2 separate regions of the Mus musculus genome follow, and region 2 is linked to region 1. A link is a contact called in ENCODE Hi-C or POLR2A ChIA-PET data. All regions are on one chromosome and are shown on one strand. The core of a region is the stretch at or near the end of the contact, and the rest is flanking DNA. Distances in the headings are between cores, read along the strand shown.

Region 1 (4,004 bases), core at 638-3,137:
GTAAAAATAAAAATGGCAATATCATGTGACATAATAATTTACACCTTAAATAGAATCAATGAAAAAAACCTACAAAGAAAAAGATTCACTAGCTAAAACTGAATCATAACTACATATTAATTTTTCTCAAATGCCTATTAAAGCTTACCTTTCTACGGAATCATCTTGCTGTCTGACAAAGAACTGATAAAGTTCAAACGGTGATGTTTTCTCTCTGTTTAGCCAAACCGCATTGCCAGCAGACTTTCCCAGCTTTGCTCCAGTTGTACTTGTAATTAGAGGTACAGTGATTCCAAACACATCCTCTCCAGTCAACCTACACATACATTCATGGTATTCTGTTAGGCACAATTAGTTCCACCAAGCACAGTACACATTTAAGTCTGGTTACTTACTATATGTTTTTAAAACCCTTTCTCAGTCTGGACTCAGGTCCTCAAGAACCATAAAAACACGCATTTTATATCTACATGTGTCGTGCTTAAGTGCAATTGAGGAATGCACCTGAGCAGGTCAACAGGACTTGATTTTTGAAGGATCAGGTAGAAAAATGACAAAGTTGGGCGAAAGGATACCAGGAGGTACATTTAGAAGGTGGCTTTTAATATTTTTAAATGAGTTTTGTCGTGTAGCACACGAACCAGCCATATAATCTATGTTCCTCAAGAAAACTGTGAGGACTGGAGAGGTGGCTCAGTGGTTCTTCCAGAGATCCTGGGTTCAATTCCCAGCAACCATGTGGGATATAATATAAGAATTTGGTGCCCTCTTCTGGCATGCAGGTGTTACATAGAGATGGAGCACTCATACATAAATAAATCAATCTTTAAAAAAAGAAAACGCTGTGAAAATCTTTATGGAGGCGAAAAGCTAAATTAGTGCACACGGTTCTAAACAGAAGTCCAATTATTTTCAGGATAAATAACAATTTCTAAAGAAACTAAAGGCGACTTAGGGAAAACAGACACAATCCAAATCTTGAATATCGGTCTGCTTCCAGCAGCTCTAACTCCCAGCTCTAACTTACAATCTTCCTAACGAATAACACACTACTTCTGTATACTCGTCCCCGGGTTTCCGTAGGCTCTAACAATTCCAGCTTACTTGTGGATGAACTCGTAGCCAGACATGATGTTGCCCAACTGATCTGATCCGCCCAGTTGGACCCGGCATCCATAGTGCTGGAAAAGGTAGTAGAAGTCATAGGCCTGGAGCACCTGGTAAAAGAACTCCGCCAAGCTCATGCCCTCGGGGCTCTTGAGACGCGACTGCACGCTCAGCCGGCTCAGCAGAGTGCCCATGCGGAAGTGGCCGCCCACCGTGGCCAGGAAATCCACCAGGTGCTGCTCCTGGAACCAGGCCGCGTTGTCCAGCACCGTGAAAGAGCCCCAGGGCCGGCCGTCCGCGAAGAGGCGCGCGTGGTTGGCCGCCAGGGCCTCGAGCCCTCGCCGCAGGGCGTGCGCGTTGGCCCGCACGCACTCGGCGCTCAGCGCCTCGCGCCCCTTGGTCCGGCCGCTGGGGTCCCCCAGGAGGGCCGTGGAGCCTCCCACGAGCGCGATCACGTTGTGGCCGGCTCGCTGGAAGTGGAAGAGCCCCAACAGAGTTAGCAGGTGCCCCACGTGGAGCGAGTCGCCCGTGGGGTCGAAGCCGCAGTACACCGTCTGGGGGGACGAGCCCGCCCTGCGGCGGTCAAAGAGTTCGGGGAGCTCTGTCTTCGTGCCGCTCTCGGGGAAGAACTCCTTGAACAAGCCGCGGGCCCTCGGTGCCACCAGCATTCCCCGCGCGCCCGGGCGCACCGCACGCGACCCTCGTAGCCAGACCAGGGACTGCGGAACGCGGCACAGGCGCCTCAGCATGGGCGCCGCCATCTTGCGGGACACGCAAGGCATGCTGGACCTCTGTCGCCCTGCGACCGCGGGCGCCTCGGTGTCTCTCTACGCATGCTCGGGCGTAGCGGGAGGCCTGTTAGGCTTTGGTGCTGTAGGCAGTCCTGGAATGTGGACCGACTGAGTTCCGTCTTGCGGCCCCCGCTGTTCCTCTATCATTTCATTCCCGTTTTCTCAGTGAGGATGTCGTGATAGTACTTCCTGTCTCACAGCTGTGGTGAAAGCACTTGGCGGTGTAGTAAGCGCTCGACAAATGTTTACTGTCGTTTAAATGATCATGCAAAAGCTGTGATGCTCAAGTCCCATAAGTCTTGGACCTGTAGAAAGAACTCGGAGTGGAGTGGAGACGAAATTTCTTTGTACCAGTTTCCCCAGTTAATGAGAGCCTCGTCACAGTACAGGCAGGCAGGCAGGCGCGCGCACACACACACACACACACACACACACACACACACGTCATTAGTGGGTGTCCTGAAGGTGGCAGTCTCCTCCTAGCAAGAGGAAAGTCAAAACAGGAAAGAACTCCCTGTGTTTAGTATAACAAAAACTGGAGTCATTCAAAGTCATAACATATTAGGTGCTTTTAGGAATCCTCTCACCAGGATGAGGACTCTCATTTGCAATTGTATGGCAGGTGAGCCAGCCCCCAAGTCCCATTGTAGATTCTGACTAATTTTCTTTAAACATTTTAATTAGCGTACACAAATTGTACAAAATAATGAATTTATTCTGACATTTCCATATATGAGTAGACGTGGGCCATACTTTCAAAACTCCCTGATTTATGTGGAGTAGCATTATTGAGAATGTGCCATTTGTGGCCATCACCTACCATTGTGAGAGAAGTAGGGGTTATGGAGGGAGACAGAGAACAATTGAGCCAGGAGTAAGTTGCAGTAGAGGTGTGCTGGCTAGTTTTATGCCAAGTTGACAAAGTTAGAGTCATTGAGGTACTTAAACTGAGAAAATGCCCTCAACCAATGTGGCCTATGAACAAGCCAGTGGTGATCAGTGATTGATGTGGAAGGGACCAGCTCACTGTGGGTGGTGCCTCTTGATAGGTCCTTTCTCCGGTAAAATGAGCCAATTCAAACCAGATTAGATTATAAAGCAGATTTACTGTCCCCCTAGAATTGAGGCCAGGGGGGGTCGCCATGGGGGGGGGGAGAAAGGGCTTGTGGCAGGGGGTGGGGAGAGAGAGAGAGAGAGAGAGAGAGAGAGAGAGAGAGAGAGAGAGAGCAAAATGTGTAGATTGTATAGCAAAGAGCGTCTGAGGGAAGGGCAGCCCATCCCCTGGGCTGGAATGTACAGGGTTGGGGATAGGGTATGCCAGGTAGAGACTTAGGGATGCTGAGAGAACCTGGAAGCCAGATCTGTTTTCATATGTAAAATATGCACCTGAGTCTCTTGTCCCAGGGTCCCAAAAGAAACACCACCCTTGGTGGTCCTGGGTGCTAAAAGAAATCAGGCTGATCAAACAATGTGGAATAAGCCAGTATGTAGCACTCCTTCATGACTTCGGCTTTAGTTCCTTCAGGAGTCTTTCTGACTAGAGTCCTTGCCCTGACTTCCCTGAATGACGAATTATAAGCTGTAAAGTGAAATAAACGCTTTTCTTCCCAGGCCATTGGTCATATTGTTTTATCACGGCAATAGAAAGCTCAGGCCAGACAAGAGTCATTCAGTATCCCAGAGGAAGTCAGGAGCTGAGATTTCCTTCCATAGTCTTCCAAACTGAAACAAGGAGGTAGGCTGTTTCACTTTATTACCGGCTAATCTTTAAATATGGAATGCTCTTGGAGAGAAATCCACACTTTGGGCAAGCCTTTTGACTAAGAGTCATATGCAGAAGACAAACAACACTCACGTTCCTGAAAGAGGATCCTGACCCATCCCCAGACCATTAGCTACAGATCTTTCCATGTCCTAATACTAAGGTATTTGAAGAAGACATTTATTTTAGTGGGTTATAAATTTGTTATTTTGATTAATCAATGTATTTGCTCATCTAATTATCAGTGAGTTTAATTTCTCATTGCCAGTAATATTGTAATATTACTGGTAATATTCTCTAATACTGGTAGAAAATAGCTAGAGTGTTCTCTCATATTGTTACTC
Region 2 (4,004 bases), core at 386-2,885, 610 kb before region 1:
CCTGTTCTGACTTAAGCTGCTCCTAGAAATAACTTTCACAACTAAACATACAACTATCCTCTAAGCCAAAAACTGTACTCTTGGGCATGAATCCTAGAAGAATGAGGGCTGTTCCCATAAGAACAGTGCATGAATCATACCAGCTACATCTGTAATATCCCAAATCTGTGATCTGTCCAGCTTCCAATCTATAAATGGCTCAGCAGCTAGCTGAGCCTTGGGTAAGGGTCCAGGAGAACTGAGTGAAGTGGCCAGGTCCATCTTCAGAGAATCACACCAAGTGGAAGACACTAACCCCAACTGTCGGCCGTGCGATTCCAGTGATAGGCCTTTTTGAAATGATGAAAACTAGTCACCGTTGGGAGTTAAGGACTGGCTACAGCAGGGAAGGAGAGTTAGTGGCCTGTGGAAGGTTACATGTAGAATCCTTGCAATAAGGAAGCTGGCTTGTGTCTGACCATATTCAGATCTTGTGTGTGACATACTGTTATAGTTTTCTATGATGTTCCTAGGAGGAAAACGGGGTCGTGTATATATAGTCGGGATATCTCTGTTATTTCTCATAATTCACTGCATGCATACTTATTATTTCAAAATAATGTACATGTACATGTAAAAGGTAGAAAAAACTAGAACATCAATAACAAAAGTCCCACCCCAATTTCCCAACCCCCAACCAGAGGGTTCAAGTATCAAAGGCCACAGCAGAGGAACAAGGAGAACTGGGAGAAGTGTGCTTAGTCAGAAGTATGGCCATGGAAGAAACGGGAGGAGTGGAAGAGGCTGGAGGGAGGCATGGGAGGAAAGCAATGAGCAGGGAGAAGGGTAAGTCTAACAAGCCTGCTTGGGGGCAGGCCATCTAGTCTGCTGCAGCCATCATGCTGGGGACTATTAGCAGCAGCTGTGGGAGTGGAGGCTGAGGAGCTGGAGAACTGACTTTGTTAGGCCCAGCCTAGGGACCACAGCTCTAAATGGGACCCTGAAGAACTCAAGTTTCCTGTGTCTAAGCCCATCCCTAACCACATTACTTCTCATGTCTTTCATTTCCTCCTCTGTACACAGGTAGACTCCATGACTACCTGGAGAGCTGTTGTGGTCTCCTTGCTCCTGGAGACTGCTGGTATGGAGGGAACGTTGAGCAAGGCTGGGCCTCTAGGCCTGGGCTGTCTCTTTTTAGCCTTTGGTTACACTGCTATTTCCAGCAATAGGTTTAGACTTGAATTTTGCTCAAGAGGAAGAATGGGCAATTAAAAATGAAGATGGCAAGCCCTACGGTAATGCTCAGCCTCAGGCTCTTGGAGTCCTACCCTGATTTTCTGGCCAAGGGCTATAGTCTTGAGCCTTAGGAACTGCCCGGGAGGTCTATCTTCACAACAATCACAGGGAAGTGCTGGTAGGTGGGCATGGAGGTGCCTTAGTCACATTTCTGCCTGGGGCAATAAGCCTCAAAGAATGTGCTGAGACAGCTGGCAAGAACAGCGTGCCAACAACAGACTTGCAACAGTGCGCAAGGCTACAAGCCTAGGCTTGCATGGCAGCTCTGGGACAGGCAGGGAAGGCGGGGAAGGCACATCCCTTCTCCAGACGCCTGGGTTTAAGGCCTGGTTTGCCGGCTGCAATTCTCCTTCCCACCAGCAGGTGATACTGTCTCCTAGCTGGAGGGGTAAGGATGGGCCTTGGCGGCAGCTGCTGCCAGACTGGATTGTCTGCTGGCTTTATAGAGAACAATGGCCGCCTGTCTTTATGGATAGTTGTCTCCTAGGCAGGGGGCAAGGCCATGCTGGCTTGAAGGCTGGCAGGGAGCTGCGGAAGGGGCCAGAAATGGGGGGTGAGGAGAGTGGCTGGTAGGCGCAAGTGCTAAGGCTGAAGTAGGTTTCTTTTTTCTCCTACAGTGTTCTTTGTCCTTCTACACATGGCCTAAAGCTGGGCAAAGAGAGGCTCCCTCTACTGCCTGGAAACTCGGCCCACATCCTGTGTGCATACCTGCAGCCACCACTTCCCTCCTAATACTTCTGGTACTGCAGCAAAATAGGAGGAAAGAGAGTCATGCAGAAAAAGAGCCTGGATTTTATAAACAAACGCTCTGTCAAGTGGTCTTGGGGCCTCTTGGCGTTTGCTCCCCGTTCTGTTCCTGGGTTCCTTTGGTTTGGTGTACCACTGTAGGGCTCAACTCACTGATGGCTGTAGCCAGTGGACACGAAATGTCCATCTTCGTCACCTCATGATTGGGATCACTGACATCTAATGATCCCAACTAAGGTAAGTCAAGGCAGGGGACCTAGACAACAGTTGCCCCCTCCCCGAGGTGGATGTGCCACTCTGCTAAGGGCCTCGTGTTAGCCAAGGGGGACAGTGAGTACAGGTGAGGTTGGCTGTGTGGCTGTGAACCAACACCTTGCACTTCTCGTGTGTAAGGCAGGACAGGCACCACTCATTTCTATGTGCTCTGAAGCACCATCAAGACAGCACAAAGGTGGGCCACCGTCTCACTGGCCGCCTTTGACCCACGTGCTGCTCAGTCCATTGCAGGTTTTCTATGCCACATCGTGCTCTTGCTGAACTCCAACACTGCTGTCCTGATGGCACGCTGGCACTGACCTTTAGTGTCAATCTGAGTTTGTCACTTGTTAAACAATCCCAGAGCCATATGAGTGGAACTTACAGGTCACGAGGGCTTTCTCTTCTTCCTCCTCTTCCTCCTCCTCCTCTTGTTCAGGCAACCTCTTAAATTCAGAAAGGTCTGTCTGCAGCAGCTGGGAAATTGCCTCGTGGGTCACAGCCACAGCAAACGATGGGGGAGCGTTCCTAGGAAGAAGATGTGAGAGGCGGGGCTGGAGCAGCTCCTGGCATCCTCCACCTTGAAGATGGAGATGATGGCTCATACCTTCCTCTTGGTGTCATCACAAGCAGGTGATCTCTGTCTTCAGGGACCCGGAATGGATATTTACACAACACCAGGGGCACGGCATTTGCTGGGATGTGTTGGAAAGGTATCCTTGAAGCTTGGATCCCTGATGCTCAAGCTGGTAACCCCTGGGAGCAGGGCATGTTAAGTGCTGAACTGTATCCCCCATTTTATATGCTGAGGTTACTGTCTCAGATGGGAGCTCTTGTAAGTTGGTTTACTGTGGATAGCACTAAGAAAGATGAGATTATGGCTGGAGTAGGATGGATGCCTGCTTCAGTACGACTGGCTTGTGAAAGGTGTAAACACAGACATAGATACATGAGGGCAGCCATGTAGGTGCAGGACAGGGACGGAGGGGTGAACCTACAAGCTGAGGAATGCACATGCTTATCTGAAGAGCACCAGGGGGGCTCAGCCTGAGGGCACTTTCACCTCCATTTGGCATCTGTCCTGAGAGAATGATGGTGATCATTAAGGTGTCTGCTCTGTGTGCTTTGGGATGACAACCCCAGGAAATGGTTCTTGGATGGTGAACATCCCAGTGACGTCTTCTGACAGAAGACCCATAGTCTCTGAGCTGCTCGGTTTGTGGAGAAGGGGGCTACGGGTATCCAGGCAGTGGGCAGAAGGGACTCTGGTTTGTTTTTGAAGAGATATGTGACAGTGTCAGATTGAGTTCTTAGATGTCTTTGAGGATAGGCTGGATTGTGAATGCTGGTGACAACGGTCTAGAGAGGCCAGGCCAGGCCTAAGAGCTGGGCAGGGAACCTTGGTGTTAAAAAAGGACAGAGCAGAACAATGTTGGGAGCTGATCAAGAGTGAGAGTGGGGCAAGGGAAGGACAGAGACTCAAACTGGATCTGAGCAGTTGGATTGAGGAGGAGCGGTAGCCCCACCACTGAGCCTAAGAGGAAGCCAGGTTCTGTTTCCACAGGCTCAGCGGAGCTCTGGAGACCTGGAGAGCTGTGAGAACATGGGAGGCAGGAGAAAGAGCCACAGATGGAGTGAAGGCTGGGAGGCCCAGCTCCAGAAGAGTAGGTCAAGTAGGGAATAGGAAGGTAAGGTCCCACAGAGGGAAGGGACTGTTCTGGAGTCAC

What was found. A loop is a pair of places that touch in the nucleus more often than their neighbours do. ChIA-PET counts read pairs that join two places held with the same protein, here RNA polymerase II (POLR2A).
Region 2: a loop to region 1 is called in a map of v-Abl transformed pro-B cells, with 3 times the contacts of the local background. The contact joins the enhancer-like site here to the promoter of Yars2 in region 1. A Hi-C loop is called at or near these places in 2 of 37 maps with a recorded cell type or tissue (both v-Abl transformed pro-B cells). POLR2A ChIA-PET finds 5 or more read pairs at or near these places in 1 of 5 experiments (embryonic stem cell).

Annotation. Positions count from the first base shown.
Region 1 is chr16:16,300,848-16,304,851 of GRCm38, reverse strand. It overlaps Yars2 (tyrosyl-tRNA synthetase 2 (mitochondrial)), which reads right to left and starts at 1,887. Exons shown (of 5, transcript NM_198246.2): 1 at 1,105-1,887; 2 at 149-316. The coding sequence starts at 1,868.
Region 2 is chr16:16,909,740-16,913,743 of GRCm38, reverse strand. Ppm1f (protein phosphatase 1F (PP2C domain containing)) reads right to left here. Exons shown (of 8, transcript NM_176833.4): 3 at 2,663-2,805. Among named protein-coding and RNA genes, the nearest start is that of Ppm1f, 15 kb to the right of the region's middle. Within about 2 kb of position 1,635, at least 2 of the 3 ENCODE cell types and tissues checked have a DNase peak (open chromatin) inside an H3K27ac peak, as active enhancers do.